Linked DNA regions of Homo sapiens: all the other regions are linked to region 1. The links are chromatin contacts, found by Hi-C in ENCODE. All regions are on one chromosome and are shown on one strand. The core of a region is the stretch at or near the end of the contact, and the rest is flanking DNA. Distances in the headings are between cores, read along the strand shown.

Evidence for each region. Hi-C counts contacts between places; a loop is a spot of excess contacts on that map. Pooled maps may share reads with other maps.
Region 2: a map of CD4-positive, alpha-beta T cell shows a loop between it and region 1 (5-fold over the local background). The contact joins the promoter of UCK1 here to the promoter of MED27 in region 1. A Hi-C loop is called at or near these places in 1 of 168 maps with a recorded cell type or tissue (CD4-positive, alpha-beta T cell) and 9 of 50 pooled maps.
Region 3: a pooled map shows a loop between it and region 1 (10-fold over the local background). The contact joins the promoter of POMT1 here to the promoter of MED27 in region 1. A Hi-C loop is called at or near these places in 6 of 50 pooled maps.

Annotation. Positions count from the first base shown.
Region 1 is chr9:132,078,539-132,081,238 of GRCh38, reverse strand. It overlaps MED27 (mediator complex subunit 27), which reads left to right and starts at 1,372. Exons shown (of 8, transcript NM_004269.4): 1 at 1,372-1,597. The coding sequence starts at 1,395. RefSeq lists an enhancer at 1,196-1,475.
Region 2 is chr9:131,529,887-131,532,586 of GRCh38, reverse strand. It overlaps UCK1 (uridine-cytidine kinase 1), which reads left to right and starts at 1,324. Exons shown (of 7, transcript NM_031432.5): 1 at 1,324-1,520; 2 at 1,942-2,101. The coding sequence starts at 1,413. RefSeq lists silencers at 919-1,088, 1,229-1,588, 1,789-1,838 and an enhancer at 1,254-2,167.
Region 3 is chr9:131,501,571-131,504,270 of GRCh38, reverse strand. It overlaps POMT1 (protein O-mannosyltransferase 1), which reads right to left and starts at 1,353. Exons shown (of 20, transcript NM_001077365.2): 1 at 1,198-1,353; 2 at 1-82. The coding sequence starts at 52. RefSeq lists enhancers at 403-462, 1-699, 700-1,567 and silencers at 1,033-1,182, 1,253-1,452.

The DNA.
Region 1 (2,700 bases), core at 123-2,622:
ACTTTTCCAAGTCTGTACTCTTTAAGTACAGACTTAAATATGGCCCTTTGCAATATTATGCTGAAATCTTCCTCTCTACAGCCTTCCTACAACTGGTTATTGTTATTGCCACTAGTTAACCAAGGAGGACTCTTGTCTTGGGTTGACATGAAGGTGAGTTGAAGGTCACAATCATGATCTGCCTCCTGCTCTCCTCTTCTCTGCTCCAAGCTATGCAACCCCAGCTCCTCTAAGGAAAGAACATGAGGACTTGGGCAGGTTCCCTTTAGTAAAAAGATAATAAATTTTCAGAAACCTGTCTATAGCCAACAGGACAAAGAGACATTGAATTTTTCCATAAAGCCAGATTTGGCCAACATTTTGTTGGTTTTATTTAAATCCCAAACCTTCTCTTTCTTCCACAACCTCTATGCTATGTATGTTATTTTCAGAGGTGTGTGTTCACTGTAAACCAGCCACCATTCTACTTTCTGTCTCTAACATTTTGACTACCCTAAACACCTCATATAAGTGGAGTCACACAGAATTTTGTTTTTTTGTGACTGGCTTATTTCACTTAGCATAATGTCTTCAAGTTTCCTCCAGGTAGCATATGTCAGAATTTTCTTGCTTAAGCCTGAAGAATTTTTCATTGTATGCCAGTATCACACTTTGTTTATTCATCAGTTTATGGACACTTGGGTTTCCCCTGCCTTTTGGCTATTTGGTGAATAATGCTGTTATGAACATGTGTACAGGTATTGAGTCCCTGCTTTCGCTTCTTTTGGGTATATGCCCAGAAGTGGAATCTCTGGATCATTATTTTCCTCTTCTTAATTAATAAGCATCTTGGGGGACGATACTTTGAGATTACCTAAAAAGCCTGTTATTTTTCTGACACTTTCACCCACTAGTTTTAGCATCCATCGATTTCTATCTGAATCAATTATTCTAATGGCTGTCAAATGGCAATTTTCTAATTCCATCACTCTTTCTGCATTTATGAGCTGGCATTCTATTGGAAAGAAGAAACTTTCCTTCTCCCCGCTTTATTTATGAATATGGACTCATTTTATTGAATGGGCTATGTTCCTTTCCTTTTTACACTATTGCTCTGAGCAATTCTTTTCCCTATGATTCCCCAGAGTGCAAGTTTGGGGAAATGCGGGAACTTTCTGTATTTCTTTGTCACCATTAAGCAAACCGGGAGTGCAACCTGACTTCCCCAAGTTGAGAAAAATCACTTTCCTGCCCATGCATTAGTTTAGCTCAAGGGGAAACCCTTTTTCGAAAGTGCTTTCTGGGTAGCCCCGCGCGAACTGCATTTCCCAGAGGTCTTCGGAGATACGTCATCAGCGAGCGCGGCTTTTTTGCTTGCGAAGCCGGCTTTGGAGAGCTGCTGTGGCGGCGGCAACATGGCGGACGTGATAAATGTCAGTGTGAACCTGGAGGCCTTTTCCCAGGCCATTAGTGCCATCCAGGCGCTGCGCTCCAGCGTGAGCAGGGTGTTCGACTGCCTGAAGGATGGGATGCGGAACAAGGAGACGCTGGAGGGCCGGGAGAAGGCCTTTATTGCGCACTTCCAGGACAACTTACATTCGGTCAACCGGGACCTCAAGTAGGTACCGGCTGAAGGGGCCGGGGTCGGGGACCGGCCCCGCTCCGACCCTGCCCCTACGTCGCTCGAGTCTTCCCAGGCAGGGGCTGTTCTCCGTTTCCCTTGATCCCTGTTCTTTCTCTTCTTGTTCTCCAAGCCTCTGCCTGTCCCTCAGGGACATCTTAACACCATCCCCGCTTTCTCGTCTTGCTTCTCCTGGCCTCCTGGTCCTGTTTGTCTTCCGCCATCCTCGACCTCTTCTGTGGCGGTTCCATTCCTAACAAGGAGGCATGCTTTTCCCATGAACTTCCACTTCTCTGAGCTTGGCAGGTTTCTCACCTGTAGGCCCTCTGTGCCCCATCACGTCTGATCCGAATGTAGTAATAGTACAGACAGGACCTGGTCAGTCGGCTCCAAACCCAAGTGCACCCGATCTGATTAGCCCCAATTCCCCGGCCCTGAACTTGGACTTCATCAGTTCCACCACCACCCACCCGCAACCACGACGGACCGGCCAGGCCTTGAGCTGTCTTCACCTTTTCCCCTAACCGCTCCCAAACCACCTGATCAGTTTCCTCACTCCCACTCCTGTGGGAGTTCCTTCCGCAGTAGAGACCTACTCTCTAATCTCTTAACCAGTTTAATTACTTATGCTTAACGCCCCTGCTTCTTAATTTGTAGTCTTTTAGGGTTAAGGATTCCACTTTTCCTCCTCTTCCTTACAAAGTACCTTCTTCACTTACACTTTTTAAGTGTTGTAAGAATTAAATGAGAGGATGTTTGTAAAGGGCCTGGCACATAGTAGGCACTTCTTGATTGCTTAGGTCCTGAACTTGCCTTCTGTTTTATAAGAGAGTCAGTCCTTCCCAGGAAGGTTAGAATTTCAGGATTTTTGCCTTTTACTTCTCAGAACTGACCTGAGTAGGGGAAAGCATTTGGTGAGCTAGTCATCCTTTGATTTCTGGACTGGTTGGATTTTTGTTTTTTCAACTTGGTCTCCTTAGTAACCAGATGGAAAGAGGAGGTAGGATGGAGGAGGAGGAGGAGGAGGTGGCCAAATGATGGGTGCCTTTTTGTTTTCCCCCTAAGTAGTTGCCGTAAATCACACAGCCCTCCTCAACGCC
Region 2 (2,700 bases), core at 75-2,574, 550 kb after region 1:
CTGGGTGACTTAGGGCAGGGAGAATCTTGCCTCCAAAGGCGAGAATTAGATAAGGAGGTAGCTGGGGCTGTAGACTTGGGGTCTTTTTTTTTTTTTTTTTTTTTTTTGAGACAGAGTCTCACTCTTTCCCCCAGGCCGGAGTGCAGTAGCGTGATCTTGGCTCACTGCAAGCTCCACCTCCCGGGTTCACACCATTCTCCTGCCTCAGCCTCCCGAGTAGCTGGGACCACAGGCGCCCGCCACCATGCCCGGCTAATTTTTTGTATTTTTAGTAGAGACGGGGTTTCACCATGTTAGCCAGGATGGTCTCGATCTCCTGACCTCGTGATCCACCCGCCTCGGCCTCCCAAAGTGCTGGGATTACAGGTGTGAGCCACCGCGTCCGCCCGGGGTTGTCTGTTTTGTATATGAAAAGCATGCTCTGCCCCGAGCCTTAGCTATCTCTCTCTCTTTTTTATTTTTGAGACGGAGTCTTGCTCTGTGGCCCAGGCTGGAGTGCAGTGGCACCATCTCGGCTCACTGCAACCTCCACCTCCCGGGTTCAAGCGATTCTCCTGCCTCAGCCTCCCAAGTAGCTGGGATTACAGGCGCCCGCCACCACGCCCAGCTGATTTGTTGCATTTTTAGTAGAGGCGGGGTTTCACCGTGTTCGCCAGGATGGTCTCGATCTCCTGACCTCGTGATCTACCCGCCTCAGCCTCCAAAAGTGTTGGGATTACAGGCGTGAGCCACCGCGCCCGGCTGGAAATCCATAATTTCAATGGATCAGAATTTGCCTGTCACGTTCTCTGTGCCAGGCACGGAGCGGGGGGGCGGCAGGGATGGAACCCGGCACATGGGCCTCTGCCTCCTTGGCGCGCTGTAGGCGCGAGCCTAAAGTCATCAGGCGACAGCCCCCGCCACGTTCCGGGGCGCCCCGACGGCTCCAGCAGCGGGTGGGGTGGGAGGCGTCCGGACAGTCCGGAGGCCTCGATGGCCAAGAGGAGCCTGGGCTGGAGGGGGCCAGGCCCGGGGGCGGCCGGGGGAGGGCCCGGGACTGGCGCAGAGGCAGCGCGAGGCAGAGGCAAGCACTCGGACGAAGGCGCAGCCCCAGCCTCGGGGTGCGGAACGGGCACCTTCCGGGCCACTTGAGTCTGAGACCTTGTAGCCGGCTCGAGGCCCGGGCGCAGCAGTCCCTGCCAGCCAGCTTTCGGCGCAATGGGACGCGGGCGCTCCTGGTGTGCCGGCCTCGGGCCCTGCACCCTCACGCATGCGCGGCCCCCCCCCCCCCGGTGGACTACAACTCCCGGCGTGCCCCGCGCGCCTCCCGGAAGTGATCGCTCCGGTTGCCTCCGACCTCGGCGCTGGGCGGGCGCGCCGGGCCTGGGGAAGGGGCGGGCGCGGGGACCCGATGCGCGGGAGCGGAGGCCGAGATGGCTTCGGCGGGAGGCGAAGACTGCGAGAGCCCCGCGCCGGAGGCCGACCGTCCGCACCAGCGGCCCTTCCTGATAGGGGTGAGCGGCGGCACTGCCAGCGGGAAGGTAAGGGGCCGAGCGGGCCGGGGTCTCGCCTCTCGCCGGTGCCTACGGGCGGCCCGGTCCAGAGAGGAGACCCCAGCCCCGGCCGAGGGGCCCCCTGCCAGGCAGGGGCAGGGCGCGGGAGCGAAGGGGCTGCAGGCCGCGATGGGCCGGGGCGGGCTGGGGCGGGCGAGGGGTTGGGGCGCTGGGCCTCGGGGCTCCCCCACAGCCTCTCCGCCGGCCGGGCTCCTCGGAGCCCCAAGTCCGTGCTAACCCCGTTGGGCCCCCGCGGCCCTTCCGCTGAGACCATCCACACCTGTTGGTGTCCTCCCGCCTTCCGAGCATACCCCCCAGGGGGCGGGTGGGTCAGTGTCTCCAGAAGCCGGCCCCGTGCCTGTCACAGGACGAGCGGTTCCAGGCGGGAATCCCGCTTCTGTGTCTCCAGTCGACCGTGTGTGAGAAGATCATGGAGTTGCTGGGACAGAACGAGGTGGAACAGCGGCAGCGGAAGGTGGTCATCCTGAGCCAGGACAGGTTCTACAAGGTCCTGACGGCAGAGCAGAAGGCCAAGGCCTTGAAAGGACAGTACAATTTTGACCATCCAGGTAAATCGCGAGCCCAACGATGTGGGGAGGGCAGACCCCATTCTGGGCGGCCGCTAACCAGCTGCGCTTGGGCCCAAGGTTGGATGGATGCAGACCCGCTTGGGCTGTTCCCCCAACTCGCCACGCAGCCTGCAGTGGAGTTGGCTGCACAGTGAAGTCAGGGGAACTTTGCTGAGTTCTCTGGGCCCTGAGTGTCCCCCCAGGAGCGTGGTTGGAGCCAGTCAGGAAGCCTGTTGCACTGTGGGGAGCCCTGCCCTGCCCTGCCACAACTGTGATCCTGGAGAAATCCTCCCATCTTCCCTTCCCACGTTGGGGCCTTTAGGGCCCTCCACACACACCTCTGCCCACTGTGCCCTCCCGTGCTTTGGGGCAAAGTCCTCAGAGAGGCCAGTGTGGGAGGCGGTAGGTAAACTAGTGCTGGTGGCTTGAAGCTCCGGGCCAGGTAAACGGGCAGATGCGGCAGGGAGACACCTGCCACTGCTAGAAGATTCCACCCTGGCTGGCTGGCATGGTCAGCCTTTTCCCAAGGACTTGTGGGAAGAAGGCCTGCAAAGCCGCAGTCTAACCAGTTAGTCCCAGAAAGAGAGAGAAGCAGAGGC
Region 3 (2,700 bases), core at 104-2,603, 580 kb after region 1:
TCAAGTTGATGTCAGCCGTCACCACTACAGGGCGCTTCAAAAATCCCCACATCTTGTAGAAAAGCGGGCTCAGGCAGACGCCCTAGAAAAGAAGGGAGGAGCCGTGGTCCATGAGGGCTCACGAGAGGCTACAGAAGGGATCCCCAGCCACCCGGCTCCCGGACACACGAGGAGAACCACAGCACAGCCGGGCTGCTGAGAAAGACCGAAGTTCCTGGAGCCTTGGTTCAGGTAGACATGTGGGGTGAGGGGCACTAGCAGTGAACTCGGGTGGGAATTCAGGGGATCTCAGGACTGGACATTCACTCCTTTCAACAACTCATTCCACAAAACCTGCCGAGCACGTCTTGGGCGCGAGAACACTGCTAAGGAACGCCAGGGTTTCTCCCCTCCCTCCCCGACGACCAGAAGCCCACAGTGCGGCCACAGCTACCTGACCCTGGGCAGCTCCTGGGTGCCATCTCAGCTGCTTACAGCCCAGGGACCCCAACCTGGCCGAGCCTCGGGGCCTCCTCATCTCTCCTCAAGGATGCATCTGCCCCCAGTGCCTCCCTGCCTTCTATCCCAGCGGCACATCATCCCCGGGTGCTCCCTTTCTCGCCTGGAGGGTGCATTTGCACCCTGCGCCCCCACGTTCTCCTCCAGGCTTCATCTTCCCTTGAGCTCCGCTTCTCTTGAGGCTGCATCAGGCCTGGGACACCCTGTCTCACACCAAAGCCGCATCTGGCCGTTGGCGCCCCGCTGGTCTCCTCAGGCCCCATCTACCCTGGACGCGCCCTTCCCTCCCTGAGCTGCATCTGCCTTGAGCGCCTTCGTCCCAAAAGGTCCCATCTGTCCTGGGAGTGCCTCCTCTCCCCTTGCAGACCGCATCTCCCTGGCCGGCCCTTCTTCCCCACAGGCCGCACCTGTCCCGTCCACCAACTCCCGAGGCTGCGTCGGCCCCAGCTCCGTCCTCACCCTGAGACTGCACCCGCAGCACGCCCTTCCTCCCTAGGGCTGCACGCGCCACGGAGTTCTTACTTCGGGGCTCGGCCGCCCGAACGCCGCATCTGCCCGGGCCCGAACCCCGCCCCCAGCTCCGGAAAGACGGGGACGCCCCCGGCCCCAGCCCGTCCGCAAGCCAGGGACCCGCGTCCGGCACTGACGGACTCCCCCAAGTCCGGGCTGGGCTCTCGTCCCCGGTGTCCCCAAATGTACCCGCGTTTCTCCGAGTCCACACAGAGCCGCGCCCGGCTCCCGGCAACGCCTCGGAACCGTCCGACTGGGCCGACGGTTGGGGGTGAGGCCGCTCGGCACTCCGCACCACCCACCGCCCTGCTCAACGTTCGATTCACCGAGCCTGCGGGGCCAGACGGGCAGCAGCGCGCGTGCGCACTGGGAGAGGGTGACGCGCGTGCGCAGCGGGCGAGGGCGCCGGTCCCGGAGGAGAGGCAGGTGTGAAACGCGGCGACCTCCCCTCTCTCGGGTGCTACTGTTTTGTGTGCCAGGATTTCTGTGTACTCTAAGCAGACGTGCAGATTTTAAAAAGCGCAGTGGGCTCCCACCCATCTTCTGCTCCTTGCTTTTTCACTCCATCTGGCGTGAAGATCTTAATTCTGCGTCTGCACAACGGCGTTCTGCCGGGCGCGCCAGTTTGCTCCTAGTTTTTTTCTTTTCTTTTCTTTTCTTTTTTTTTGAGACGGAGTTTCGCTCTTGTTGCCCAGGCTGGAGTGCAATGGCGCGATCTCGGCTCACCGCAACCTCCGCTTCCCGGGTTCAAGCGATTCTCCTGCCTCAGCCTCCCGAGTAGCTGAGATTGAAGGCGCACGCCACCACGCCCGGTTAATTTTTGTATTTGTAGTAGAGACAGGGTTTCACCATGTTGGCCAGGCTGGTCTCGAACTCCTGACCTGAAGTGATCCGCCCACCTCGGCCTCCCAAAGTGCTGGGATTACAGGCGTGAGCCACTGCGTCCGACCTTAATTTTTTTTTTAAGACACGGGGTCTCGCTCTGTCGCCCAGGCTGGAGTACAGTGGCAGGACCACGGCTTGCTGCAGCCTCGACCTCTCTGCCCGAAGCGATCCTCCCTCCTCGGCCTCCAGAGCAGCTGAGACCACAGGCACGTGCCCCCACGCCCGCGGGCGCTCCTAGTTTCCTTGCCGAAAAACATCGATGCCACGATCCTGCTTGCACATACATCTAGCGGTGAAGTGGCTGAGGGTAAGGGCATTTAAAACGGACCTAGGGCCGGGGGCGGTGGCTCACGCCTGTAACCCCAGCACTTTGGGTGGCCGAGGTGGGAGGATCCGTGAGCCCGCTTGAGTCCAGGAGAGCCTGGGCAACACAGCGAGACCCCGTCTCTACAAAAAAATACAAAAATTAGCGGGGCCCCTTGGCGTCTGCCTGCAGTCCCAGCTACAAGGGAGGCTGAGGCAGGAGATCACTTGGGGCAGAGAGGTCGAGGCTGCAGTGAGCCTTGGTCTCACCACTGCACTCCAGCCTGGACTACAAAGTGAGACCGTCTCAAAACAAAAAACAAAACCAAAAAAACCTGGACATCAGTGGGGGCTGCATGACCATCAGAGGCTCCAGTGGGGGCATCTCCCCTAAACTCCGTGGCAGAAGACTGGAGGCTTCTTCCTCCATTCCCAGGGCTCCTCCTCATCCATCAGCCTCTCCAGCCCCCTCTGCTGAGGGTCAAGAGCCTTCCCAAAGGCCTG